Regions from separate parts of the Homo sapiens genome. Here region 1 is linked to region 2. The links are chromatin loops, found by intact Hi-C in ENCODE. Cell type or tissue: A673. All regions are shown on one strand. Links, peaks and the distances in the headings refer to the core of each region. The heading gives the core; the rest is flanking DNA.

Region 1 (13,777 bases), core at 8,778-13,777, 890 kb before region 2:
TTGCTACTAAATAATAGTAACTAAGAGATTTTTCAAGAAGCAGTGGACATTTAGCCTGCCAGTATCCGTTTCTGGTTCCATAAAGTCAGCATTTTAAAAAAAGAAGCCTGCGATTTTCTTAGAGAAAAAAAAACGCTTAACTCACTTCCAAGCAAATGCAAAGTAAAATGTGCCATTAAGCCTTGTAAGGGGTCTGAAGGCTCTGGTTTATAAGGGAGTCAGGCCATCGAGAAAACTGTTCAATGGTTTTTCATACCGCCACTGCCAACTCCCCTCCTAGATTCAGTGTAATTTGGTGCAGGGCCACAACTGCATATGGCCTTGAGGTATGTGCAGTAGCTCATAGGCAGCAGGAGGTCAGGGTGAGGTTTGAGGGGCCAGAGCTGTCGAAGGGCGCTGGTTCAAGGTCAGCGATTCTCCACTTGAGGTGAAATTAGGTCAAAATGAATACCTGGGGGTATCCTAAAGAAGAAAAGTGGTCAGAGAAGAGAATCCCACAGGTGTATGTAGAAGAAGCAAAGGGTGGGCATGGTTATAATAGTGATGATAGTGGTGGGCCACTCTAGGGAGGTGGAAAGTGCAAACCACTTGGAATGGAGGTATAGACTGGATGATTGCTTGTGTATCAGCCTCATGTATATATTTTTACACCAACCAACCACAGCATCTCCTTCTGTCCTCTAAACCACTTCCTATAGCCATCACGTAAGTTCTCAGTGGATTAACATCCTGCCTTTATACCTTAAGAGGGCTCTCAACTTGAGTAATCTATTACAGATCTATACTTTCTTGTACTTCAAAACAATAATGAACCAGGAGTATGGAAATAAGAAACGTTTCTGCTCACTTACCTTCTCCAGTGCAGCTTGAACAGCTGACTTGCTTTCTGAATCCAGGGCAGACGTAGCCTCATCTAAAATCAGAATCTTGGGGTTTCGAACTAAGGCACGAGCAATTGCGATCCTCTGTTTCTGCCCTCCACTCATTTGAGCTCCTTTTTCCCCTACCAATGTATTAAATTTCTAATGAAAAATAGGAAAGAAGCACAGAAACAGAAGGCAGCGTGATCAAATGGTTAGAACAGGAAATGACAATCCCAGTTGTGTTTTAATATCAGCTTAATCAGTACTTCAGCCTCTGGGTGCTTATGTCTTTTGATTTGTTCTTTGTGAAAACAAACCGCTGTAAAAAAAAAAAAAAGAGCCCAAAGAAGAGAGGACATAAGAAAAATTTGGCTAGGACTAAAATAAATTAGACCTCATTATAATCAAATGTATTTAGAAAAATTAATAATAATTTAAACTAATGTCCAAATCTCTTTTAGATATTTTTAGAATGCTTTGAAATCTTTAAAAGAACCACTGTAATACAAATACCTATTTTCTGCAGTGTTTATTAGCAATTTGGTATGTTACCCACAATTTCCTTCCTGGATACTCTGAAAAACAGCATGAAAAAAAATTGCTACCAAAACAAACTTTCCCCTAAAACGTTTTTTCCATCTTGAGATACTTTTTAGGTGTTCTTTTGATTTGTTTTAAAATAAATTTATCTTTAACAAAGTAGATATTTTGTCTTCCATATTTGTGGTAGGGGTAACTTCTAGCGCCCAGGAAACATGGCTAGTAATATTCTACTGGGTTACGTCCCTGATTCAAAGTTTATTTCTTCACGGAGATAAATTTAAATATTCTTTCTAAACCCTTAATTTCTAGAGATTGATCTTCACATTTAAAAAATCAGGCTTTTTGAAGAAATTTACACACAATAAAATGCATCCATTTTAAGGATATAAGTCTATGAGTATTGACAAATGAGTACACCCATGTTACCACCATACCAATAAAGATATAGAACATTTCTGTAGCCCTAGTAAGTTTCCTTATGTCACTTTTTTCAGTCAAAACCCATACCATGCCTGCAGATACCGCTGATTTGATTTTTATCACTATACATGAATTTTCCTGGATCTAGAACTTTATGTAAATGAAATCATACAGTATGTACTTCTTTGGCTTGTTTCTTTTACCTAGCTTAATGTTTTTGATATTCATCCATGTTGTATCAGTTGTTCACTCCTATTTATTGCTAAGTAGTGTTCCACACAATGCGAGTTTACCTTGGGTTGCCAGATTTAGCAAAAACAAACAACACACAAGAAAACACAAAGCTGTTACATTTGAATTCAGAAAAGCAATGAGTTTTTTTTAGTATAAGTATGTTTTATGCAATATTGCTAAAAAATTATTCATTATCTGAAATTCAAATTTAACTGGGAATCCAGTAGTTCATCTGGCAACTCTAGATCTATCACAATTTGTCCGGGTGTGGTGGTTCACACCTGTAATCCCAGCACTTTGGGAGGTTGTGGTGGGTGGATTGGTTGAAGCCAGGAGTTTGACACCAGCCTGGGCAACATGGTGAAACCCTGTCTCTACAAAAAATACAAAAATTAGCCAGGTGTAGTGGCATGAGCTACTCAGGAGGCTGAGGTGGAAGGACTGCCTGAGCCTGGGAGCCTGGGAAGTCGAGGCTGCAGTGAGCTGAGATTGTGCATTGCACTCCACCCTAGGTGACAGAGTGAGACCCCATATCAAAAAAAAAAAAAAAAAAAAGAAAAAGGAAAAAGAAAAATTAGATCTATCACAATTTGTTCATTCAACTGCTGATGAACACTTAAATTGTTTCCTATTTTTGGCTATTATAAATAAAGCTGCTATGAATATTCATGTACAAGATATTTTTGTGGTCATGTTTTCATTTATTTTGAATAAATACCTAGGAATAGAATGCTGAGTCATAAGTGTATGTTTAACATTATAATAAACTGCCAAATTGCTTTCTAGAATGATTATACTGATTTCACTTTTATTTGAATGAATGAGAGATCTAATTGCTTACATCATCACCAAAAGTTACATTTGTTAGTCTTTTTAATTTTGGCCATTCTAAGAGTGTAAAATGGTATCTCATTATCGTTTTATTTTAGAGTTCTCTGGTGACTAATAATGGTGCATATTTTCAATATATGTATTGTTCATTTGATTCTTCTTTTGTAAAATGTCTGTTCAAATTTTTGCCCATTTTTAATTTCTATTTTTTGTCTCCTCATCAAGCTATAGCAGTTCTTTATATATTCTGGATTCATGTCCTTGTCGGACATGTATATTATAAATATTTTCTTGTGCTCTCTGTCTTGCCTTTTTGTTTTCTAAATGATGTCTTTTAAAAAGGAGGTTTTAACTTTAGTACACTCCAGTTTATCTTTTTTTTATAGTAATGCTTTTCAGTCTAAGAAACTTTTGCCTCTCTCAAAGTTACAAAGATTTTTTCGTAAGTTTTAATTTTTGAAGTTTACGCTTTACAATTTTGGTACAAGGTCTATGGCAAATTAATTTTTGTGTGTGATGTAAAGTAAAGGTCACATTTTATTTTTTCCACAAGGATAACCATTTGTTCCAGCACCATTTGTTGAAAAGATATTTCTTTCCCCCACTGAGTTCCATTCGCCTTGTCAAAAATTAACTTAGTAGATATTTGTGAATCTATTTCTGGTCTCTCTGTTCCATTGTACTGATCTATACAACCATCATTATGCCACTACCACGATCTTAATTGCTGTCTTAAAATTAGATATTTAGGTCCTCCAGCTTTGGTCTTTCTTTCAAAATTGTTTTGGCTATTGTTGGTCTTTTGAATTTCCAAATAAATTTTGGAATCAACATGTCAGTTTCTACACATACACATAAAAACTGGTGAGATTTTGATTGATAAAGCACAATATTTATATATCAACTTGGAGAGAATGCAAATCTTTAAAAATATGGAGTTTCTAAATCAATGAATAAGGTACTTTCTATTTCTTTAGATCTTTTCATGTCTATCAGCATAATATAGTTTTTACTAGAAGACTTGCACGTCTTTCATTAAATTTATTCTTAAGCATTTTGTCTGTTGATGCTTTGTGAATACTGCTTTTTATTTTAATTTCATTTGTAACTGTTGCCGTTATTTAGACATCTAGCTTTTTTTGGGGGGCTGGGGGGAGGTGCGGGGGAGCAGAGTCTTGCTCTGTTGCCCAGGCTGGAGTGCAGTGGTGCTATCTCAGCTCACTGCAACCTTTGCCTCCTGAGTTCAAGTGATTCTCCTGTCTCAGCCTTTCGAGTAGCTGGGATTACAGGTGTGCACCACCACACCCAGCTAATTTTTTGTATTTTTAGTAGAGACAGGGTTTTGCCATGTTGTCCAGGCTGGTAACAAACTCCTTTCCTCAAGTGATCCACCTGCCTCAGCCTCCCAAAGTGCTGGGATTACAGGACTTTATGTCAAAAAATGCCCAGCTGTTTATATTTCCTTATTAACCTTTTAATGTCCTTAGAATCAATAGTCATGTACCTTCTTTCATTCCTGATACTGGCCATCTCTTTTCTCTCTCTCTCTCTTTTTTCAGCTTTGCTACAGTTATACTTTTTTTTTTTTTAATCTTTTCAGTGAACCAGCTTTTGGTTTCAGTAATTGATGTTTTTCAGTTTTTGGTTTTACTGATTTCTACTGTAATTTCTATTTACTTAGTCTTGCTTGTTTTGGGTTAATTTGCTCTTCCTTCTCTAGTTTCTGTAGGTGAAAATTAGGTTTGCAGACTGTAGATCTTTTTTCTTTTCCGAAAATAAGCATTAAATACTATAAGTTTCTCTCAGAGCAATACTTTAACTATATCTCACAAATACTAATACATTGCAATTTCATTTTGATTTAGTTCAGAATAGTTTTTCATTTTTCTTGAAATTTCTTTTTTGAGATATATATTCTTTAGAATTGTTTTTTGTGATTTTTCAAATATTTGTGTAGTTTACTTATATTATGGTCTGAGAACATATTTTCTATGTTTTCTATTATTTGAAAGAGCTACAGTTTTGTTTTGTTTGTTTTGATGGCCCAGAATATTGTTTATTTTAGAGAATGTTGCGTGTGCACTTGAGAATGTATTCTGCTGTTGTTGGCTGGAATGTCGTATAAATGCCAGTGAAATCTAGCTGCCTGTTAGTATTGTTCATCTATATTCTTACTGATATTCCACCTGCTTGTTCTATCAAGCACTGAAGGCCTCAACTAAAGTTGTGGATTTGTCTTTCTCCTTTCAGATGTATCAGTTTTTGCTTCATGTATTTTGAAGCCCTTTTCTTAAAGAATAAACTTTTAGGATTATGTTTCTTGCATACAGGCCATATTTTTCTGTTTCTTTGCATGTCTGGTTTTTGTAAATGATGTACTGAGTACTGTAATTGTTGTGTTGAAGAGACTCTAAGTTCTGTTTTCTTCTGAAAACAAAAACAAAAACAAAAAAAAAACAGTGCTGATTTTTGTCTCTAGTAGGCAACTCAAGCACTGACTGATCTTGAACTTGTGCAATCTTCATTTTAGGTTTCCTTGGGGTGAATTTGTAGAAAGCCACATAACTTGGCAGAACACAACCTCCAAAACCTCTCTTCTCTGGGCATCTTGTCATGGCTTGGTCTCAGGGTTTGTTAGGGCAGGTAGATCTTACTCTAAGGTGTGGTCCTGACTCCTAAGGTGTGGCTTTTTTGGTGTTTTAGCTACTTGCCTGGGGGGTTAAAAAGGTGTTAATGTGATCTCTCCATTCCAGCTGCGCTGCACTTTCAACGCCCCCGCAGCACTGCCTGACTTCTATCCAGTGTTCCGCTTGCAGCTTTATGGCTGCCACTCTCTGGTGAGCCTTGGGTAGGTAGTCTTATCCTCAGACAAGGATTCCTGAGGGATGCCCATACAGACTGGGCTTCTGCCCCTGCCTCATCGCCACAGGTGATTTCTTATCACCTTTCCAGCTGCCCAAGCTGCCCTGAAATTTGAGCTTTGCCTTTCAGCTCAGTGTTCCCAGACAGAATTCATGGAGTACCTTTATGAGATTCCTCTCTGTTAGGAATCAGTCTTTCATTACCTCTCATCCAATGCATGGAAATGACTGCCCTTGGCCTCATATGTTTTATCCAATTTCATGGTTGTTTATGAGTGAAAGGCTAACCAGTATCAGCTAATTATTATACATTAATTTTAAAATCTGTGTATATTATAAGGGAAGTAATGTTATACATTTTTTTACAATAGCTTTCCCCAATTTTTTACCTACCTAAATTAGCCACTTCTGGAACTTTCATTCATTATTGTGTTTCCTCATTTTTCTGGTTAGCTATGGCTGTGGAATTTAGGTTTCATCATGATAAGCTACTATCTTTAATTTATTTTGGTTATATCTTCTGAATTTATTATTAGATTTATAGCAAGGGACATCTTTGTGTAGTATTTGGCTTTTGGTAAAAGCAAGTAGTAACTTACAGGGTATGATTTAAGAGGCATCAGAAAGCTCCCTAATTCTAAGTGGGAAATGAGAGCATTGATGTTTTAAGGAAAGGAAGTCATTGAAAGGGGCAAAACATCAACAAAAGGAAATGTGTGTTCCCAAAGATTTAAGAAGCACCTTAAATCTTTAATGATTTTTTTGGCCTAAATATGTCCTAATTATGATCCTAAATAATGGGGACAAGAGACAATTACTGGCATAACAAATTTTTTAAATTAAAAACCAAGAATAAAATTATTACAGTCCGTCAAGTTTGGTTTGTGAAATATGCCCATTAAAATAAACATTTCTGTTATTGTGACCCTCTGGGATGGTGGAATTTTATATGTATTTTAATTGCAAATCTCATCCTTTCATATGTAACAAGGTGCTCCGCACAACAATTTCAGGGGATGCTGAGGATCTAATACTTCAGGAAATATTTTTAAAAAAAGGCTTTACAGCACCCCATTAATTCTAAATACCCATTAAGATCTCGTAAGTCTGGTTAACAATAATTTTAGCTTACTATATTGCTTTCCAAATATGATTTCACTCTTTTGGGGACTATATTGCTTTCCAAATATGATTTCACTTTTTTTTCCCATAAAGTCTCACTCTGTTGCTCAGGTTGGAGCGCAGTGGTGCGATCTCAGCTCACTGCAATCTCCACCTCCCAGGTTCAAGTGATTCTCCTGCCTCAGCCTCCCTAGTAGCTGAGACTATAGGTGTGCGCCACCACACCCAGCTAATTTTTTTGTCTTTTTAGTAGAGATGAATTTTCACCATGTTGGCGAAGCTGGTCTCAAACTCCTAACCTCAGGTGATCTGCCCACCTCGGCCTCCCACAGTGCTGGGATTACACGCGTGAGCCACCGCACCCGGCCTGATTTCACATTTCTTATGCAATGTTAGCTTCCTGTGCTTTAAAAAATGATCATAGTTTTTCTTGTGGTTTGTCACAGAACCAATCTGAACATTGTGTGTATGACTTTCCCACTCTCAGCCACAAGATGGCCTCGCAAATAAACATTTTAGACATAATTTCTCAGCTTGGTCTGATGATTTTGTTTCATATTTCTTTGTTATGCTTTAACATATCTTTCATTTTTTTCTTTTTCAATTGCAGAACAAAATATGATTCTTTTCAATCTGGCCTTTCAATGATGCATTTCTTCTTTTGGTTGTTACTATGCATTCTTCTCTACAGATGTTTCATACAGGAGTGTCCAATTTTTTGGCTTCCCTGGGCCACATTGAAAGAAGAATTGTCTTGGGCCACACATTAAATACACTAAAATTAACAATAGCTGATAAGATTTTAAAAATCACAAAAAAATCTCATAATGTGTTAAGAAAGTTTACAAATTTGTGTTGGACCTCATTCAAAGCCATCTTGTGCCACTGGTTGGACAAGCTTGTTCTAGGACAATCCAGAATTTAATCACACCCCTACTATTCTGCATCAGTTGTTGTTTCATTACCTTATATTGGAATGTCGCAGCGCTGCCACCATAAGCTAAGGACACAGGCTGCACAGTGTACTCACATTAGGAAACTCCATGATAAAATCATACGCATTTGCTTCCCTTGCTGCTCTCTCCATCTCTTCATCAGTCACATCATCTCGTCCATACTTGATATTGTTACTGATGGTGGTCCCGAACAAAACAGGCTCTTGACTAACCACTCCAATATGGTCTCGATAATGCCGCACATTTAAAGCTCTGATGTCATTCTCATCCACCATGATCTGCCAATCCAAAGAATGAACCATGTTGTGATGCCTTTTACTGTATTGATTTTAGGGTTTTTCATACTAGACCAAAATATAAGCTGAGAAGTAGCATATTTTAGAAATCAAAGACTGACTATATTTTGATAAAATATTTCTAACATATATATTGTCCATAGACTTTTTCTGGTAGATGGGCACCAACAAAACTGCAAAAGAATAATTGGCCTAAAACCTTGCCAGATCATCTGATTATCTTTATTCTAAGATCCACAAGTTAGATATTATAAAGATACATACTCTAGGTTCCGCAAATGTTATTATGTAGACACATACAAAAAACTTCAGTTTTGGATGTGACCCTTACATTTCTTCTAGGAAATAGCCGCCATTATTTCAACATCTCACACCTCTGCAAAAGACAAAAGTGTCTCCTATTCATTGCTCTACATGATAATAAGTGACCTCTGGCTTCTCCACGGGTGGTGCCATTGCCAATTACCCCAACATATTCCCGTGACAGAAGCCAGGGTTTGGTAATTCTAACTCATAGAGTCTCTATTTCTTACCAACCCTTGTTTTCTGTCAGGGCATGGATATTCTATGCAACTCTTTTATACACATAACACTCATCTAATAATTTATGTAGTCACATGGGTCTAGGATACTCCAAATGAAAACTATGAAGTAAAATTTAAATAAAGCCAGGCTCTAGGGGAGTAGATTTTCTTTTAAAAATAACTGTTGAAACTTTGAACAGAAGCATTAAGAATTAATCACTTTTGAATATCACTGTCTTATCCTCTATGCCACTTACAAGGCTGAGAAAGTTAAGTGCAACACTGTAAGCTCCAAGAAAAAAAAAAAAGGAAAAGAAAAGTGGAGATGTTTTCTACATCATTCTTCTGGAACAAACTTTGAAATTCTTGATAGGTACTGGGTACAGATGTTAATACGCTATTTTTCTCCACAACATTCCCTCCCTTCTAACATACTATATAATTTACTTATTTTTTTATTGTCTGCCTCTGATTATTAGAATGTAAACTTCATGAGGGCAGATTTTTATCTGTTTTATTCACCTAGGTATTCTCAGAACCTAAAACAGTGCCTGACACATAGTAGGCTCTAAATAAATATTTGCTGAGTGAATGGATACAAAGGAAAGAAAACAATATGGCTTCTCTCCCAGCTCTACTGTTGAAAATGAAAAGTTACAGAGCTGCCAGCCCTGCGGTGTTTCCAGATTCCATTAGGTGGACTGTGCATGGTTTTGCTAGCTGCACTTACAAAGCCATCATCCGGATCATATAACCTCTGCAGAAGCTGGACTACCGTACTCTTCCCACTGCCATTGAGACCGACCAAGGCGACTGTCTCTCCAGACTTAATTCTGAGATTCAGACCTTTCAGAATCTATTGGAATGTATGGAGGGAAAATCATAAAACCACAATAAGAAGATGATGGACACATTTTCAGAAAATGAGTACATAATTATAACCAAAAACAAATTCTTCTAAAAACAAATTTAGATCTTGTTATGTTTGTTTCATGTACATGTGTAGTAATAGCCTGAATAATTTCAGAAAATAGTAGTAAAAGAATCTATCATTATCTCTCTATGTAAAGAGAACTAAATTAAGAGTACTTCAGAATATTAACTAGTAAACTGTTCACATTTTCAACTAAAATATTTTATATGAATTTTGACTATCAAGTTAATGAAAGTCTTAATTTGTAACAAGTAAATGAGATCTTGCCAGATATTTTCACAAGCTATTTAATGAAGCTCCTCCTTAGGACATACTAACATAATTGCAAAGCATATTCTAAAGGAAAACAGCTGGCAAAGTTTCTTAGTGGCTCCCGATAGATGAGAGTTTATCATTAGAAACCTTGGTGGGCTCATGGTGACCCATGAGGGAACACTTTAAACATTTTCTCAATGACTGGGGTTGCTACAGCATTTAGTGTGCCAGGGACCTGCAATGTGATTGAAGCCTCACAATAATTACCCTCTCGAAATGACAACAGTGATCCTGTTGAGAAATTCTCACCTATCTTTGCTTGCATCTGTATGTAGTTAGCCCTAAACAGGGGAATCTCCCTTTGAATTCTCTTGCTTTGATCTCACCATTTGTAAAGCAATGGACCCTTTGCATAAGCCAAACATAAAACCTTCAGAGGGCCAAGCCGAGAAAAGTTCTCTGAAGGAGGTGAGAAATCGGGGACCACCAGTAGGAGTACCTCTTCTCACACCTGCACTTTTACTCTAGATTTGGTTTCTGGTCATTCCTTGAAAGAATTTATTTATTTAAAATAGGTGGACCCCCCCAAAATTTCATTCTTTAGTTTAACAAAAAGGGTTATGTTTCAAAAGTTCATTTTAAAAATAGTTGTTTAAAACCCAAAGAACACTTTCCCATGCAATATAATGGCACAATTGGTGCTGAAGTCCCTAGGAAGCCAATCCAAATACAGTTGCAAAATGTAGTTTGAAATACTGTACAGTTAAGAAAAATGGTGGAAGTCAATACTATACCAATAATGGTAATCGGTAATTAAGTAACAACTTTCAAAACTAAAGAGCTTTGAAAAGAGAATTTCGATCAAAGTTTTAATCAGAAAAAAAATAAGGAAGTAGGAGTAGGTAGGTCTTTATACAAATTCTGTAGCAGACATTAGAAATTGATCACACTAGTAATTTTATCTATTTCACTTAAAATCATGTCTTTTTCTATGAAGCCAGTGTTTTATTAGTAATCGCCTTGTGCAATCTTTAACAACAACTACTTTTTTGGTAAATACACTAATGAAGTGAAAGGGGGAAGACAATAAAAAAGACACACATTTTCACAAGAACTTGTCAAAGACTGAATGATGGAGTACGATAAACTGCGTGTGTGTGTGCGTGTGTGTAAAGGCGATAAAGTACTAGCCGCAATTGCTGCTGCAGTAAAAGCCCCAGGAAAGGAAGAAGGGAAAGGCACATGTGCATAATTCTCCTAGGTTAGAGAGGAGGGGGTTAAAATGAGTATGTTGAGTGGGGTAGCATCTAGGAACCACCAACAGGTGGCAGCGTCAACCCAAGACATTTAGGTGTGTTCCCAAACCCAGAGTAGAAGAATTTCACGGAGCTGAAAATGCTTTAGTCAGTTGAATATAGAAAGAATGCTGCAAAATATAACTAGTTGATCCAGAGTTATTTGTCCATTATTTATCTACCTCCTCAAGTCTCTAAGCAAAGTAGCCAAAATCTTGGAAAAAAGTGATCCTAAGTAATCATGTCAGAGAAGATCTTGGCCAGTAGAAGATAATATCAGAAAACTGCACAATTGCGTAATTTGTTTTAACCTACCTTGATAGATGGTCTTGATGGATAATTGAAAGAAACATTTTTAAATTCCACAGTTCCTTCTATGGATTCAGGTTTATATCCAGCTGTGGAAAAGTTATCTATACTGGGTTTCTTGGAAAAACAAAGGAAATGTTATAAATCTTCAAAGGAGTAAACTGACAGTCTCTACATTTTAAAAATAGTATAAGGATGGTTTTCTTCCATGACAGTTTCCTTTCTGCTTTAGAAGTGCATTGAGTTAGACATGAAGGTTTCAATACAACACAATCTCCTCTTAGAAAAGAATTAAAGGCAGTCTCTCTTTCCCATAAACAACTGGCCAACATTAAATTTGTCCATCCTATTGTTTTAGTGAAAATGAGGGTGTATGTTTTTTTGTCTCCTTCTTGCAGTAATGATAGTTATTCTTCAAAGCAATAAGAGGTCTTACCTTATCAATAACCTGGAAAATATGAAAGGCAGCTCCTCGGGCTATTGCGAAGGTTTCAAAGTGAGGGACTGCTGCTCCAATGCAATAACTGCTATGGATTACACTAAAGAAAACCTACAGGAACAAACAAAGTGATATTTATCTTTCTGCAGTTATATAAGAAAGACAATAGAATGTAATATATAATTATTGGTTTAGGCTCACAGAGAGATATTAGAGGAATTAGGTAAGAAAGAATGGAAGATATGACCAAATAAAAAAGAACACAGATTACACTTGATCTTAGCCAAAAGGCCGAGAAGCAATAGAAACACAGATTAATCCAAGTATCCTTGGCCTTTTCCTAATAAGGAACAACTTTTGATTATCTCATAGTCTTGTGGTTATCACATGCTGGGATGTGTGACCAGAAAAATCTGCTAACTGAAGTGTGCTGACCATGTATAAACCCCATGGTGAGTTGCACTCCCCTCCTTGTTGGGTGACCCCTTGAACTTTAAAAAGAAAAATTCAGTAGATTTTATTGGCTCAGAGACATTGTACTGTTTTCACTCAAACCGTTTTTGAATTTTTGTATTAGGGGACAGCTGTCCATTTTAAGACAGACTCATCTCTGCAAAAAGTCAAATAAGAAAAGAATCCCTCAAGCTAGGAGCTCTTACTCCTATCATATAGATGAGGATGCTTAGGCTTAGTAAGCCAGATACCCAGCCACACATAAATTGAGGAGCAAGGATGAGTGAAAAATCGTTCATGCTCACATTTCACTTTATATGAAATAAATGAATAGCTAAAAGTCTTAATTATGAATGCCTCAAATTCAAAAGATGAATTTAATGGAAAGAAGAGAAATCTGTAAGAATGGAAAGGCCAAACAAGGATCAAAGTATAAAGAGCAGATCATTTTGGTTCCTCAAGACAAATGTTTCTTAATCCTGAACTGATCTGTTTATTGTAACTTAAGAGGATAACTGAATAAATTATTATTTAACACATAACCCATAAGAATTTAAAAGTCTCCAAACTGTGATACTGGACAGAGCTATATGTAGTCTGTTTTTTAAATTACTACATGCTGAAAGGACAGAGGAAGAGGAGGTGAGTGTAAACTCTACAGACCATTTCCAGAGAGAAGACATTTAGCAAGGTGAATGCAGAACTCCGTCTGATCTCAGCCCAGATGAAAGGAAAAGTCTCACAAGAGAATGGCCTTTTTCACTGCTAGATTAACAAAACTCAGTGTATTTCCCAGTGGGGAATTCAATTATGATTCTTCCAAAAGCGGAATGCAGATGCTTGACACAGCGAGGACACTAAAACATGCTGGATGAATAAATGCTGTCAATTCATAACTATAATTTAAAGGTGTATACAGATAATTTGAGGGAAACAAATATTTGTTTAATAAAAACATCCATCTTTGAATATTTATCTTCAAAGAGGAATTTTGGCTAAACTAGGTAAGGAAAGATTATCCAGGCCTGACACCTTGTTCTCAAACAAGACTTACAGCAAGAACAGTCCCGATGGTATATCCAGGTTCTCCATTAAGAATCAAGGAGGTTCCATACCAAAAAGCAAGTCCATAGGTTCCATTCATAAAGAAGTACACAGCACCAAGAGACACTTTTGAAGCTATAGTCCTTTTTATGCCAAAATCCTTTGCATCTTTGAGATTCTGTGTATACCTTACAAAAACAGAACACAACTTAGTAGCCACTGGGGAAAATAAAACCAAGCATATCTTGTTATATTTAAAAGGAAAGACCTTTGAAGTTCTTTCTCCTGGGCCCTAAAGGCTATGACTGTTCGGATTGATGACAAGACTTCTTCTGCCACAGCCCCAGCTTTGGAATAGGCACTTAATTCCTTACTGGTCAATGAGATGACCATCTGTA
Region 2 (15,894 bases), core at 4,299-9,298:
CTTTTGAAGATGTACGCTATGCTAAAATTGCAGAACTGGGAGAGGGGAAAGCTGAAAGCCAAGACCACTGAGGAGGTCTGTAAGTCTAATAAAGGCAAGGAAGGCTCAGGGATCTGGATTGTGAGCCCAGGGAGTGGGACCTGCAGGGATTAGGCTTATGAAGATGGGGCCAAGTCAACGTTGAGGTCAACGGCAATAACACTTGATGGGCCTTAACTCTGTAGTCCACACTGGGTTGGGATGAGACAAAAGAGGAAAAGACAGCGTGGTGTGGAAGAAAGCTCTGCGGGACTCCAGGAGCACAAGCTTCTGTTATGACTCTCATGAGCCACCCGCTTACTCTCCTCGGTTCTCTTTCTTGTTAGATTTAGTGAACAAATATTGATTCCACGGCTACTGTGTTTTATGTTGTGATTTTGTCCTGAGGGTCTAGCAGTAAATAAAATAACCATAATCCCTGATCTTCTGCTGCTTAATTAAAAAAGAAATATAGACAATGAGTAAATAATACACAAATTAAAATTAAAGATTGTGCTATGTTAAACAGGAAAATAGGCTGGGCGCAGTGGCTCACGCCTATAATCCCAGCATTTTGGGAGGCCGAGACAGGCAGATTGGTTGAGGTTGGGAGTTTGAGACCAGCCTGGCTGACATGATGAAACCTCGGCTCTACCAAAAATACAAAAATTAGCCGGGCGTGATGGCATATGTCTGTAATCCCGGCTACTTGGGAGACTGAGGAAGAAAAATCGCTTGAACCCAGGAGGCAGAGGTTGCATTGAGCCAAGATCATGTCACTGCACTCCAGCCTGGGCAATAGAGTGAGACTTCGTCTCAAAAAAAAAAAAAAAAAAAAAAAAAAGGAAAATATATAGGCTTATGAAGAATATAAAATAACTTTCTTAACAGTGGGAAAATCAGGAAAGCATCTCTGAGGAAGCAATATTTTCTCAGGAATGATGAGGCATTAGTCAGACATATAGAGGGAAGAGCATTGTTTCATGCAGAGGAATAGCGTGAGTAAAGATGCTGAGATAGGAAAGCTTTGGTGTGTTTCAGAAACTGAATGAAGTCCAGGGTGACTGAAGTATGACCTGAGGGGGAGGAGGTAGAAGGCATTGAGTGAGATAGTGAGCCTAATAGGGGTAAAAATTAGAACTTTATATACGTGCCACAACATTTAGATTTTTCCGTAATTATAAAAGGATCTATGGAAAACTTTTGAGCAGGAAATGGACAAGATTATAAAGGTCATTCTGGTTTTCAGTTTAGAAAATATATTGATGTCACACAGGAAGTCACAGGTGTAATTAGGAGGCTACTAAGATGTATGATACAATGGTTACTGCAATGAAAGCAGAGGTGGTAAAAAATAGAAGCACAGATAGTTACTTGATAAGACCTTGTGTTTTGTGTTCAATTTTATGCCATTATAGAGGGGATGTATTAAGAATAATTACCAGATTTTGAGATCAAGCAAATGATAGAATCGAGTTTCTGTTTAGTCTTTTGAGAAGTAGATAATTAGAAAAAAACTCTGTGTGCATGTGTGTGTGTGCCTGCGTGTGTGTGCGTGCATGTGTGTGTGTCTGGTGTAGGATGGGAGATCAAGAATCTGTTTGTGACCTGTGAAAGTAGAGATGCTTGTGAGATCAATATAGAGAGATGCTGTGGACTGTTAGATAAATAGGTCTAGAGTTCAGAAGAAAGGGCTGTGCTAGAAATATCAGTGTGGGAGTAATTAGTAAATACAAAATATTTTTAAGGTCATATGTTTGGTTGACACCACCGAAATAAAGCTTTTAGTTACTGTAATATTTAGAGAATGGATAGAAATGAGGAACCAGAAAAAAGGTACTGAGAAGTTTGGCCAGAGAGATATGCTGAGGACCAAAAGAGTGGTGTAAGAAAAGACCGAAGGAGAGACTTCCTTGTAAAATGAAGGCTGAAACATGGCTGTCATTGTTTGCTTTTGCAAGAGTAGCTGAAGTAAGGTAATGGGAACATAGGCCAGGCCAATGTGTGCTGAAAATATAATGAGAATTGAGAATCTAGACATTGTAAACAAGAGGCTTAGTGGTGAAGGGAGATGGGTTCCGTGTAGAGATAGAGCAACAGACTTTGGAGTCAAGGAAGTTTTCTGTTTTTAGGGGAGATTTTGGAACATGTTTACATGCCAATGTGAATAATGGGGTACAAAGGGAAAAAAATAAATATGTAAAGAGAAAAAGTCTTTGAGTAGGTGAAGGGTAATTGGATTTAGAGCTAAAGGGGGAGTTTTTTTTATTAATTCTCATCTTTGTCTACTGTAAAAAAAGAGAGAGCAAGTCAAGTATGAGTGAAGATGCAGGCTAAAGTATGACTAAGTCAAGTATGAGTGAAGATGCACATTAAATGGCCAATGCAGATACGAGTCTTGGACAGCTTCTGCTTTTTTGTGTAGCCTGAGACTCTAGCAGTCAATAGCTGAGGGTAAAGAAGGGATAGAATTCTGAGTACGTGTGCACTGAAAGCATCATTAAAATGTTTTCTCTTCCTATTGGTTGAGAATTATAATTGAGTCATGCAATGAACCAGAGATTTAGAAATAATTTATTCTAAATTCATCATTTCACAAATAAGTAAACTAAAGTCCAGAGAATCAGCATAGCTGGCTAGCTGTAGAACTAGGACCAGAGTCCAAATCATCTGTTTTTTTATTCTAACATTATTTCGACAGATGATTCAAAATATTAACTATCCTTAAAAAAATCTTTCAACCAAAAGGAAAATGCAGTTATCTGGCCACTACCCAAAACTGAACAGGAATGATCCCAAATTATTAGCAGTGCTAAGCCATAATGGAAATATAATTAGTATGTTAACAGATTTCAGAGGTTTCTACCTGTTTGGAAGTTTCAAAGAAATGGCTTTCTACACCAATTTTGGCATCTTTTCCATGGTGCTTTTCCAGACCAAATGAGAAATGGAAGCTAATTTTTAGAAGCTAATATTTTCCAAACCAACAAGAGCTATTGATCAATTTGGATAAGTAAGTGAATTGCCTTCAAGAAGGTTTTTTTAAAAACAGAGTCCAAAGCTCATTTATCAAGCAGTGAACATTCAAAACTTTGGACTGGAAATGTCAAAGTCATTAGGCTATTAACATTTGCTATCTGAGCATTTTCTTTTTAATTCAAATATATATGAATTAAAATTTATAAATTTACTACACCATTTGCCTGGGGTTCTTAGTAAAAAAAAAAAAAAGTATATATATAAAAATGGCTTCATTCAACACTATTTTAAAAGATAAATGCCTTTTAATCATCCTATATGTTTAAAAAGGTAACCTTTTTAATGCTTTTATTTTTAACCATGGATAGAGTACAGCATATTTACTAGTGATGGAGTGGGCTGTTTTCTAATATGAAAGTAAGAAACTAAAATATCATATAAAAGACAAGCAATATTAATTAATTTTATATACCAATCACTTATAATTAAAGTAAAATATTTTCTCAAAGGATCAGTTACTTTGGAGTAAAAAAAAGGAGTAACTTTAACTCATGATTTTGCTAATGTCTTTTCAGCTCCAGCCAAGCTATCTCACTAAACCTCTTAGACCCTCAGACCTACAGAATAGTCTTTTAGAGGGGACATGAGGGTTTAAAAAATACTAAGATGAAAGCATTGACTGGGCATCATGGCTCATGCTTGTAATCCCAGCACTTGGGAGGCCAAGGCGGGTGGATCAATTGAGGTTAGGAGTTCGAGACTAGCCTGGTCAAGTGACTAGGTTAGGAGTTCAAGACTAGCCTGGTCAAGTGAAACCCCATCTCAACTGGTGAAACCCCATCTCAACTAAAAATACAAAAAAAAAAAAAAAAAAAAAAAAGCTGGGTGTGGTGACACGCACCTATAGTCCCAGTTACTTGGGTGGCTGAGATGAGAGAATCGCTTGAACCTTGGAGGCGGAGGTTGCAGTGAGCCAAGATTGCGCCACTGCACTCCAGCCTGGGTGACAAACTGAGACTTCATCTCAAAAAAAAAAAAAAAAGTATCTACTGCAATATAAGATGCAAGTTTTGGGGATATTACACTATAGGTTATCAGAAAACTTATGCAGGTAAAAAGCAAACTGCCTTTAGAGCTAATTTAGGAAAACATTGTATTTTCTGAGTGATAAGATATTTGGGAAGAAACTTGTCTTTTCTTGACTTGTAGCCATTACTGGAACTGTGCCTCATCTAGACTTGCATGGTAAAATGTAGTAGCCAATAGCCACATGTGGCTATTGAGCACTTGAGATGTGGCTAGTGTGAATTAAGATGTGCTTTACACTATTCACCATAACAAAGACATGGAATTAACCTAATTGCCCATCAGTGATAGACTGGATAAAGAAAATGCGGTTCATATATACCTGGGATACTATGCAGACATAAAAAGGAATAAGATCAGGTCTTTTGCAGGACATGGATGGAGCTAGAGGCCATTATCCTCAGCAAACTAACACAGGAACAGAAAACCAAATACCACATGTTCTCACTTATAAGTGAGCTAATGTCTTTCAATAAGAACTTTTAATAAGAGCTCACTTTTAAAGTGAGCTAATAAGACATTAGCTCACTTATAAGAGAGCTAAATGATAAGAACATATGGACTCATAGACGGGAACAACACACACTGGGGCCTTTCAGAGGGTGGACGATGGGAGGAGGGAGAGGATCAGGAAAAATAACTAATGAATCTAGGCTTAATACTTGGTTGAGGAAATAATTTATACCACAAACCACCATGACACAAGTTTACCCATATAACAAACCTGCAGATGTACTCCTACACACGTAACTTTTAAAATAAAAGTTTAAAAAACAAAGATGTGCTACAGGTAAAAAATACATACTAGATTTCAAAGACTGAGTATGGAAAAAAGAATGTAAAATGTCTCAAGTCGTTTTATGTTGATTACATGGAAAAATGACAATACTTTTTATATATTAGATTAAATAAACTACATTGCTGAAATCCCCCTTTTGATCTTTTAATGTACTACTAAAAAGAATAGTGATATATGTGGTTTGCATTTGTGGCTTACATTAGATTTCTATTGCATAGCTTTTGTCTGAATACATTTTTTTTTTTGATCAAAAGAAATGAGTAGCTGGTCAGGAAACTTCATGCTTTTTTTTTTTTTTAAATAGAGTCTCACTCTGCTGTCCAGGCTGGAGGCTGGAGTACAGTGGCACAATCTTGACTCACTGTAACCTCTGCCCACCAGGTTCAAGCGATTCTTGTGCCTCAGCCTCCTGAGTAGCTGGGATTACAGGCATATGCCAGCATGCCTGGTTAATTTTTATATTTTTAGTGGAGACAGGGTTTTGCCATGTGGGCCAGGCTGGTCTCAAACTACTGGCTGCAAGTGATCTGCCTGCCTCAGCCTCCCAAAGTGCTGGAATATAGGCATAAGCCACCACGCCTGGCCTCACATTTTGTTTTGCTAAGACATTAACAATAGATGAGGAAAGTCTTTAAGACAATTTGTGTTATTTTTTGGCATATTCATAAACTGGAAAGGCAGAATTGGCTTATTTGCCTTGTAGTGACACCAGAAACAGGTGTTACAGTACAGCATTTCTCAAAATGAACCCTTAAATTATTTGTACCCATGACACAATACTTTCAATCTTATTTTTTTACTAGTAAAATCAAAGTCTCTCTGTTACTTTTTATTAGTGGGATTTCAAGTATAGTATAATCTGGCAAGTACCAAAAGTGTTCCAGGCAAGGGAAGACTATTTCCCACTTCTCCCACTGAACTGAAATTCATTCACTCATCGATCTATTCATCACCAAACATTCACTGAAATTTTTGTATGTGCACGTCTCATGTTAGTGATAAAGGTTTAATATATATTTTAATAGCAGTCGACCAGGAGGAGTTTAAAACCTTTTGCAATGACAGATATATAATTAATAATTACCAAAAAGTATGATCAGGGCATCAGTGTTAAAATATGCATTAAAACAATATTTTGTTAGATTTTGCCTAAGTAGAAAGGTTAAAGAAAGCATCACAAATAAAGTTAATAATTGCACTGAATCCTGATGTTCAAAAAGAAATTTTTCACATGGAAGGAGGAAGATAAACATTTATTAACACCTGCCATGTACCATAACCCAAGATTGAGCACTTTCACATGAATTGTCCCTTTAAGACCATAGTTACGTGATATTACCATTAGTCTCCTTATTCTTATAAAAAGAATGGAGAGAATCATTTCATTATAAATAATAAGTGCTGTATCAGCTGTGATTTTCATCATGGTAGACACCGAAGAAATGCCTGCTAAAAATGAGTGGGAAAAAATAGGGTTATATAGATTCGTGATCAGAAAATGTCAGAGCTGGGAGAGATTCACAATTTCATGTGATCCAACTGTCTCTTTTTGAAGATGAAGCCCAGAGAATTAATTGACTTGCTTAAGGTAAATAAATAACAAAGGAAGATAGAGTCGCCACCTAGAGGTTCTGTTCTGAATTGCAGAACTTTTTTTTTTCTTTTTCCTTTTTCTTATAGTTCATGGCCACGAGTAGTTAGTTGACAAGCTTTTAGCCCATGACTACAGAAAAGAATTTCATCAAAACCTGCACTCTGGCAACAACACACTTCAAACAATGCTCACGATGTATTGCAAGCTTTCAGATTACTTGTAAAAGATTCCCATCTGTATTCTACTGATTAGAGTTGTAATTATAATATTAACATTTAATCATATTCTCTTTTTGGAAATTCTGATGATTTTTTTCATCTGCTTCCAGTGAATCAATTTGACAAATAATTATTGGGCTAACTTTGAATGAAGCACTTGGCTGAGAATTTGAATATAAATAATAGACTGGACTCTGGATCCAAGGGCTTTAGAGTTGTTAGAAGAAACATACCTGCAAACAATAATAGATAGCGAGCACTTGAATTCTTCCAAGTGACTTATACCTACAATTTTATTTAACATTTACAGCTATTCTATGAAGTGTACACTGTTATGCATCTCAGTAAAGAGGAAACTGTGGAAAAATAAGTAACTTTCTCAAAGCCACACAGCCAGAAAATGGGAGAGCCATGATGCAAACCCAGTCAGTATGACTCCAGAGTAGTCATTCCTTATCACTAAGCTACACTACCTCCTACTCAATCCACATAAATATAGTTCAATACACAATAAAGTGTATGCAAATCCTGTGGATGCACAAGGAAGGTGAAGAGGGTCATAGATGACTTCATGAAAGATGTGCCTTCGGTGGCAAACCTGGAAAAACAAAGTAGAGAGAGCTTGAAAAGAGAGGAGGAGAGATATTCCAAACTCGTGGAGGCAAGGCCTATGAGAGCTTGAGAATGGCCAAGAGAATGTTGGTTTCTAAGCACAGAATGAACAGAAAGAAGGGAGCTTGAAGAGGTAGGCTTGGTCCAACTATGAGGAACCTGAGTATTAGACTATAGGATTTGAAGCCTTCTTCTTTAGAAATGAACAGGTACAAAAAATGTTTGAGGATAAGGGAGACTAGAATCAATTTATTTTAAGAATAATCACCTAGGGAATAGTGTGAAGAATTAGAGGCAGGGGGATTGTGTATGCCTTTAATATTAAAATTAAGAGTCAGAATGAAGGGAACACCAAGAGCAATGGAATTACGTGAAAAATTATAGATGCAGATTCGACAAGACTTCATGGGAGTCACGCTTTTAAAAACATGGGTTGAAAAGATTGGCAATTAAGTCGGACTTTCTGCCTGGGTTAAAGAGAATGAACATGTGCTGAGATCAGAAAAACAAAAATGAAGGCAGGTTTGGGAAGGGGTAAGAAAATGAGTTTAGATAAATTGTACCTCTTTGATTTATTCTGAGTGGGAGTAGGGTGCTGGTGGTGGTTATAACATAGAATAAAAAATAGACTTCTCTTTAAAGTGCTTAAGGGGTAGTAACAGAGATAATAAGCATATAAATATTTATGAGTCAAAACGTAATAAGCCACATAAAAAAGGTACTCTGAGAATTAGGAGAAAAAGATGGGATTTTATCTGAGCAGAGAATTTCAGATGGACCCTGGAGAATAGTAAGAATAAGAATAAAACTGTCCAAGAAGAGAAGTAGAATATGCAAAAAGGGATAAACTGAGAGTGTACAGAATAATTTAAGTGCACTTTGGCTGTAGAAGATCCACAGTAGACCAGTTGTCAAATTGGCTTGGAACCATCCATTTGGGCCCTGATGCCAGGCCAAGAAATTTGGAGAGACATTGATTTTAAAAATTGAACAAAAAGGCCGGGCGGGTGGCTCATGCTTGTAATCCCAGCACTTTGGGAGGCTGAGGCAGGTGGATCACGAGGTCAGGAGTTCGAGACCAGCCTGACCAACATGGTGAAACCCTGTCTCTACTAAAAATACAAAAATTAGCCAGGCGTAGTTGTGCGCACCTGTAGTCCCAGCTACTCGGGAGGCTGAGGCAGGAGAATCGCTTGAATCTGGGAGGCGGAGGTTGCACTAAGCCAAGATCGGGCCACTGCACTCCAGCCTGGGTGACAGAGCGAGATTCCATCTCAAAAAAAGAAAGAAAGAAAGAAAGAAATACATAAAATTAAATTAAAAAAATTGAACGAGAAAATAAGGCACTAATAAGGTGCTAAAAATCATACTAGGAATGAACTTAGAGTGAGTGATATTAGAGAAACTAAAGGCAGAGGGACTCGCTCAAAAGCCCTTAAATAATCCTGTTAAGGGCTGGTGAGGCCTTGAATAAAAGCTAAATTTCACTGTGGATATAAAAGTAATGGCACACTGTAATTAATGTGATGAAAATGACGTAGGAGGAGAGGGGAATCAATAGTGTCTTTGAGTTTTGAGAGAACAGTAATAAGAGTAATAGACACAGGAAAAGTGGTGAGTGGAAACAGGATTGAGATTCATGTTTTGAGTCTGAAGCTGACAATGTAAGTCTAGATCTCTTTCATTAACTGCTGTGCATCTGGCTACATGCACACTGAATTGCAAAATGATTGTAGGCTGAGCCAAAACTAGACATAAGCTTTTATGATGACCAACATCTTATGTTATTCTTTAGTTTCTTGGAGCATCGACACAATCTGAATATAACATTATGCTTTAAAACATGACATTCAGAAACAAGTATGATTGGTAGCATTTCGAAGACTTCCTTTGGAGTAAATAGAAATTAATACACAATTATTTTCCAGAAGACAGTCCACTTACAATCCTTGAAATCTTGTTAATTGTAGCTTAGTGTATTAGGGCCAGAGGTTGCAGAGAACAATGGTACTCAAATCCCTGAGTATATATATTGGTGTGATGTAGGAAAATCTGCCTCCATGGATGAGGAAACATGAGTATTCTGAAGCAAACATACACACAGTTTTGGTACAAGGGAAGATCCTGTAAATAAGAAAATAAAAGTATAAAATATTCTTTATAATTCTGTTAGGAATTCTGACACTGGTCTGTACCCATCAGATGCTCAAAAGTTATAAAATTTTAATAATAATTATTAACAGCTCCATTTATTTATAGTTTATTGGACATTAGAAATATACCAAAAATATCATAAGCATTATCACGTTAATATTTTTAACAGCACTTTTAGATAAGTATCAGCATACCTGCAGGAGTACATCCATTTTACCAATGGGAAAATTGAGAGTCAGAGACTTTAATTAGCTGCTATAAGTCCCACTTGTGTGTGACACAGCCAAATTTACAGCACATGTCTGTCTGACTCCAAAGTCTGTACTCTTAACCATTGTGTCATACTCCATTGGTTTCTTTTAAGCCTTGGTTCTAAAGAGCAGTGCTGGTTTTATATTCCAAACCTTTGTGGACAGCACCTATCAATTAACCTTTTCCCAGAATGAAAAATGTCCTGGAGCATAAATACGGTTCCACTAGTGCTTCAGAAACTAGCAGCTCAACGTGAAAAGCCATTGCAGATACCTCTCTCCCCTGTATAGTTGCATTCTGTTAGCTGTTGCAGAATCATCATGCTATCTATCTTGTCAAGGGAGAGGAATTATTTTCTCTTCCAACATTTATATTTCTTCTTCACATGGTTTAGTGGAAAAATCATGCCATTCTGCATCTTCCTATTTCTTCTCTAACAAGAAATATATAAAATAAAAATAATCATGACATCCTTTATTTCGAATCAGAGAGTCTTTCCTCAACAATGAGGGAGAAACTTCGAATGCATTACATTTTTAACCATTCCTCTTAACTTGATCCACATATTACAGTTACTCCTTTACAGATACCTTTGGAAACAAAACACTTTTCAAGGAAATAGCGTTGGGGAATTACAACCTTTAAAACCAATATTTTAAAAGATATAATATATGATTGTTCTTTTTCAGATATTCTGAAGGTATATTTTTGGTGTAGATTGTGCAAGATTCACTCTATTTCTGAAGGAATGATGTTATTTTTATTGAGTTCTGTAAAAGGATAGAACTGCCTATAAAGGAAATAAATTGCATAATGAATGGTACTTGTTTATAGACTGCTAAGCACTGTAGACCCCATATATTTTAATCTCTGTTGTCCTATTTGGGAGTAGAAAATGGCCTGGTCTCGGTAAAGCACCAGAGGACCACTGCTTAAAAGTATTTACAACCCCAGAGCAACTTTTCACCAGCTTAAGGCTGACATGTGTTAAGGAGTTCTTGTGAGATACGAATATGTGTAAGGACATAATAATGATTAAATACCTCAACTACTTGGAAATTTGCTAAAAAAAAAATCCTCTTCTGACTAACAGAAAAAGGTCTTCCAATTTATTCATTTGCATTGTAGTTTCATTTTTAACTGCCAAATAATAATTGTATATATTTATGGCTACAATGTGATGTTTTGATATATGCTTACATTGTGGTATAATTAAATCAAACTAAGTAAGATATCCATCACTTTGCATACTTATCTTTTGTGTGTGTGACAAGAACATTTAAAATCTACTCTTTTAGAGGAATGGGAAGTTTTGCTGACTCTTAAAGAGAGAGAAAGACAACAGAACGTTTTGGAGAGAATGATCATGAAAATGGCTGAGAAGCTAGGGCATGTTTTTCCTAGGGGAAGATCCAGGGTTAATGGTGCTCTTGTCTTAATGTGTAGACAATGGGTAGACATGCTGGGTATAAAATCTTCAGGCTTAATGAGAGAGAGAACTTTCTAACAATCAAAGTCATTTAGGATATAAAAGGCTGCCTTTGTTAATGGAAGACATTGATCCTAAACTGTGAAAACTTGTCAAGCAAGGAATGAGAGTAGTATAGTTATGCCAGACGAGTTATGATTGCAGGCAAGTTAAGATTGCATGACTCACTGACACTCTAATTTCCACTGCAGCGGGCTGAGCTTAGCCTCAATACGTAGGAGAATTGTTTGTGAGTGTTGTGTATTTGGAGGTACGAACTGTGAGTGAGGGAAATAAAGGAGACAACAAAAATAGATGAGAAAAATCTGGAGAAGTTGTTAATGAATACAAGGCTAACTTACAAAAGGCCTTGTTCTCTCCTTGCATTGAAAGAGATGATGGATATGTTCATTTGTTTCACTATGGTAACCATTTTATTATCTATATGTATCCCATAACATCATGTTCCATACATTTAAATATACACAAAAAAATTTATTTAAAAAAAAGAGCAGAACTTTCCAGGACATTTAGCATTGCTCTGGGTTATTACCAAGGGTTTGTGACATGCGCACAAAGCAAGATGAAGGTGTTTTCCCACTTGGATACTAATTTTGTGAATGCAAATCCCACCCACTTTATAGGTTACATGCTAAATGGATGGCTTTTGGGGAATCTGTGACTTAATTCAAATGAATCATTCACATAGTAGGAACTTAAGCCAAGAGAGGGAAATATTTTGATTGGCTCTCTCCGTATCACGTGTTATAAGTAGGTCTTCCTCCACTTCTAAGAAGGGTGGCTTCTCTTGGTTTATTTTTATCTTGTTCATATATTAACTCCTATAAATGTAAAAGCCATAGACCAATGGCCTAAATAAAGTGATCAGGACAAATTTCTGGAAATATTATACTTAGTATCCTATCATTTTTTACAAGTTTACTGTAGAAAATTGGAAAAATACAAAATAACAAAATGACATTAAAATTGCCAATAATCCTGCCACTCAGAGATAATCACTATTTACATTGATTCATAATAATTTTCTAGTTTAAGAATAAAATGTGCATAAAATGTTATATTCCAATATTTTATTAAATTGAAAATAGTCATATAAACATTTTATTGTGACCTAACATATGCTAAGAAAACATGATTTTAAGGAATAGTAATTTTTTATTCTAGTCTTCTGCTTTCAATTTCATATAATTATTTAAGGCAAATATTGTCTCTACCTCCTAAAAAACTTTCTGCCTTATCTCATTCTAGTAGACCACTCCAAATTTCCACTTGCCTTTTAGCTAAGCAAAATGTATCTTGATCACTATGAACTCATTTCTTTTACTTGTCTTTACGTTGGAGAGTTCAGCATTCTTAGAATTTTGATATTCCCTCCTGAAGTCTTTCTGTACATGTCTTCCCTTAGGCATAGTACTACCATCATCAGACGGAGCATGACACAGAGGAGGGTGGACATGTTTATGTCAGACGACTGGATTTGTGTCCTGCTTCTGCCATTTATGAGCTGTATACACTGCGTTTAAGCGGACAGAATCACTTAAATTTCTCTGAGCCTGTTTCTTGTTCTATAAAATGGACTGGTTGTGTGTATAGAGACAACACACTTAAAGTTCCTCGATTATTGTAAATGCATAGTAATAAGTTAATGCTCAATGATTATAATGTCTCTTCTAATTCTGGTTTGATAAGCTCTCATTCTTTCTAAGTTCTGTCATTACACTGTTTTTTTTTTTTTTTTTTTTTTTTTTTTGGACAGCCACAGTGAACATCTCTGAATCTATAAGGTTGAATGAAGGAAACCTTTATATTGTCATTATGTATAAACTTTGTTATAAAGGAAAACGCAAGGATTTTAACTTAGGAGATGCAGGATAGCATTGTAAGCAATGCCCCAGAAAATCATAATCATAATAAATAATAAATAAATATGCATGGGAGAGACCAGTGGAAATACATGTATTACATGGAAAAATTAATTAATTGAAGGAAGTAATCCTTTTTACAAATCACTCCCAGTTAGAGGTAACGATCAATATTTTAGTTGTTAATTAATTGGGAGCTACTGCCACCAAGTGGTAGGAAAGTACTTCTTCGGAGACTAGAATCCAATAACCTTTAGGGAGAAAAGCTCCCTCACCATACTGTGGACCCAAATGTATTCCATCCTATCCCATCGCATCACAATCACCCAAGATCTGATCTTCATTAAATAACCAGCAGCTGTCTTTGGTTTCTGTTACCACACTAACAAAATATTTTTCTGTCAAGAGACAAAACTGAAGTTTAGTTCTAATAGAGGAAAATAAAACAACCAAATACTGAGAGGGTTCAGGTAAAATCATAATTGAAAAATTCCAAATGAGGTTAGCCTCTAGAGTTAAAAAGGCTGAAGTTCAAACGCCAACTCTGCCACTTGCCTGCTGTATGACATGAAAAAAATGTATCTGAGGATCAGTTTTCTCAGCTGAAATATAGAGGTTCATTTAGATGATGTGTGCAAAATGTTTAGCCTAGAGGCTGTTACCTAGCAAGTGCTTGATAAACATTACTCCATTCCTTTTTATTATTGTAACTATAGATTGTGTTCCTCTTCCCTAAACCTAAATACATATTTAGTTCATTAAAATTATGACATATAATCAACTCAACTGTAAAGAGGTTTAACCTCAGAGAGTAAAAATCACCACAAACATAATAGGGATTTTCTTTTTTTTATTTTTATTTTTTATTTTTATTTTATTTTATTTATTTATTTTTTTGAGACGGAGTCTCGCTCTGTCGCCCAGGCTGGAGTGCAGTGGCGCGATCTCGGCTAACTGCAAGCTCCGCCTCCCGGGTTCACGCCATTCTCCTGCCTCAGCCTCCCAAGTAGCTGGGACTACAGGCGCCCGCCACTACGCCCGGCTAATTTTTTGTATTTTTAGTAGAGACGGGGTTTCACCGTTTTAGCCGGGATGGTCTCGATCTCCTGACCTCGTGATCCGCCCGCCTCGGCCTCCCAAAGTGCTGGGATTACAGGCGTGAGCCACCACGCCCGGCCGGGATTTTCTATGATTTACCTAATTCCAAAGAAAGAACTACAGTGTAAAAGACAGAAATGAAAAAATCTCATACGTTCTAAATCTAGATCAGGCAGTAATAATTCCTTCCTGCTGAGGTTCTGAGCAAGGCAATTAAGCCCCCTTGAACCTCGTCTAACTCAGGCAGTGCTATAAAATATACAAATCAATTAATTATTTTGGAAGGTGGCCCAAAATACAAAATTTGTATGTGGATGCCAATTATAATTTTATGCAATACAAACCATAAAGAGTTATCTGCTATGATCTTTAATCAAAAGAAAAGTAAAAATAGTGTGGTTGTCTCTTTGGTTATAGAAAGCTGTTATCTGGAATTCTGGATTCAGTAGCCTTAATTAACCAATTCATGCATATAGCTATGAGTTCAGTAATTTATATTCACAACAATAAATATCCCAGGACACTGAAATAGCCTAAATTGACTTGTTTTATCAAAGATGAATTACATAGTGCCACATATACGTCACTGAACTCCAATTCTTCGAAAATTGAGCATCTACATTTCTTTGAAAATTGAGCATCTAGCCACGTGGTAAATTACAATTAAAAAGAGAGTCGGTATATTTCATAGGATTCTACTTCAACTTCTTGCCAGATTTGTACCAGTCTTATCCTCTGTACTCCCACGTGGTACTCATTTACTGACTCCCTAAACATTTCCCGTTTAACGGACCTCATTTATGTTATGAGGAAACTTAAGCTATGTTGTGGACAGCTCTATTGATTAGAAATTATTTACTGATGATCGGTTAAAGTCTTCCTCTATATAACTCCTTTCCATTGTTCTTGGAGCTAGCATTTAGATTCAGAAATAATAGGTAACGTTTTAGACTACCCCAATTTCCCAGGTAGGTCAAAGAACAGAACTTTTAGTAGTATTAGCTTCAACCTATGAATGTGCATGTCCTGCAGCACAAAATGTAGTTCTTCTGTGTATCTCACCTTTCAGCAATCATGTATTTTTATGACTTAGCACTTTAAAATAAATAAAATATAGGTCCTCTGAGTTATTTGATTTTTTAAAATCTGGATATCAATCAGAACAAAATGCCAAAAGACCATAATTTTTATTAAAATAACCCATAGAATACGCCAATGGACAATTTCAATTAGGAGCAGATGACCATGGAAGTGGCCTTTGTCTCCTAAGGTTTGATGTCCTCTCAGCATCCCCAGTACTGGCTCACTGGGTGCCTCCAACAGGATGTGGGATGGAACAGGGCCGGCATATTAGATGAATTATGCACCAGGAAGAAGATTCGTGCTTTAATTTTCCTCTTGTACTTCTTTATTTTCTAGCCATGTCTCTTTGAAAATATTAACTTATTTTAGCTGTGTTAATAGATAAATGGAAATAAATTTATTCTAGCTGTGTTAGGCTTTATCCCCAGCTGGGCAAGAGATACAGTGGGAAGCCTAAGTGTGATAGTGATTGTGAGGGAAAAAAAGAATCTTCAGGGAAAGGTGAAAATTAAGGTGACAGGCATACTCATTATCAACCCTTCCCTCCCAGTAAAAATCTTTTTACTGGGAGCAATTTATAATTGATCTATTAAATAGAGTATTTTGTGACAAGGTGTTTCCAATATACTTAGTGCTAATGTGAAACCAAG

Evidence for each region. Hi-C counts contacts between places; a loop is a spot of excess contacts. Peaks named below come from ENCODE experiments on the same cell type or tissue, not always from the same donor. Only the 100,000 strongest peaks of a DNase experiment are listed, where the experiment ranks them.
Region 1: a loop joins it to region 2, with 2.7 times the contacts of the local background. A loop is called at or near these places in 9 of 110 quality-filtered maps.

What each region holds. Positions count from the first base shown.
Region 1 is chr7:20,645,751-20,659,527 of GRCh38, reverse strand. ABCB5 (ATP binding cassette subfamily B member 5) reads right to left here. Exons shown (of 28, transcript NM_001163941.2): 8 at 13,648-13,772; 9 at 13,390-13,567; 10 at 11,880-11,993; 11 at 11,450-11,560; 12 at 9,381-9,506; 13 at 7,905-8,108; 14 at 852-1,022. Among named protein-coding and RNA genes, the nearest start is that of ABCB5, 37 kb to the right of the region's middle. RefSeq lists an enhancer at 5,358-5,915. In A673, for the core only: a CTCF peak has its summit at 11,146 (motif pointing right); no DNase peak of the experiment used is centred there; H3K27me3 peaks cover 4,715 bases.
Region 2 is chr7:19,745,321-19,761,214 of GRCh38, reverse strand. All of the region lies in intron 1 of TMEM196 (transmembrane protein 196), which reads left to right. All of the region lies in intron 1 of LOC107986774 (a long non-coding RNA gene), which reads right to left. Among named protein-coding and RNA genes, the nearest start is that of TMEM196, 20 kb to the left of the region's middle. In A673, for the core only: CTCF peaks have their summits at 6,307 and 6,508 (motif pointing left); a DNase peak (open chromatin) is centred at 6,494; H3K27me3 peaks cover 914 bases.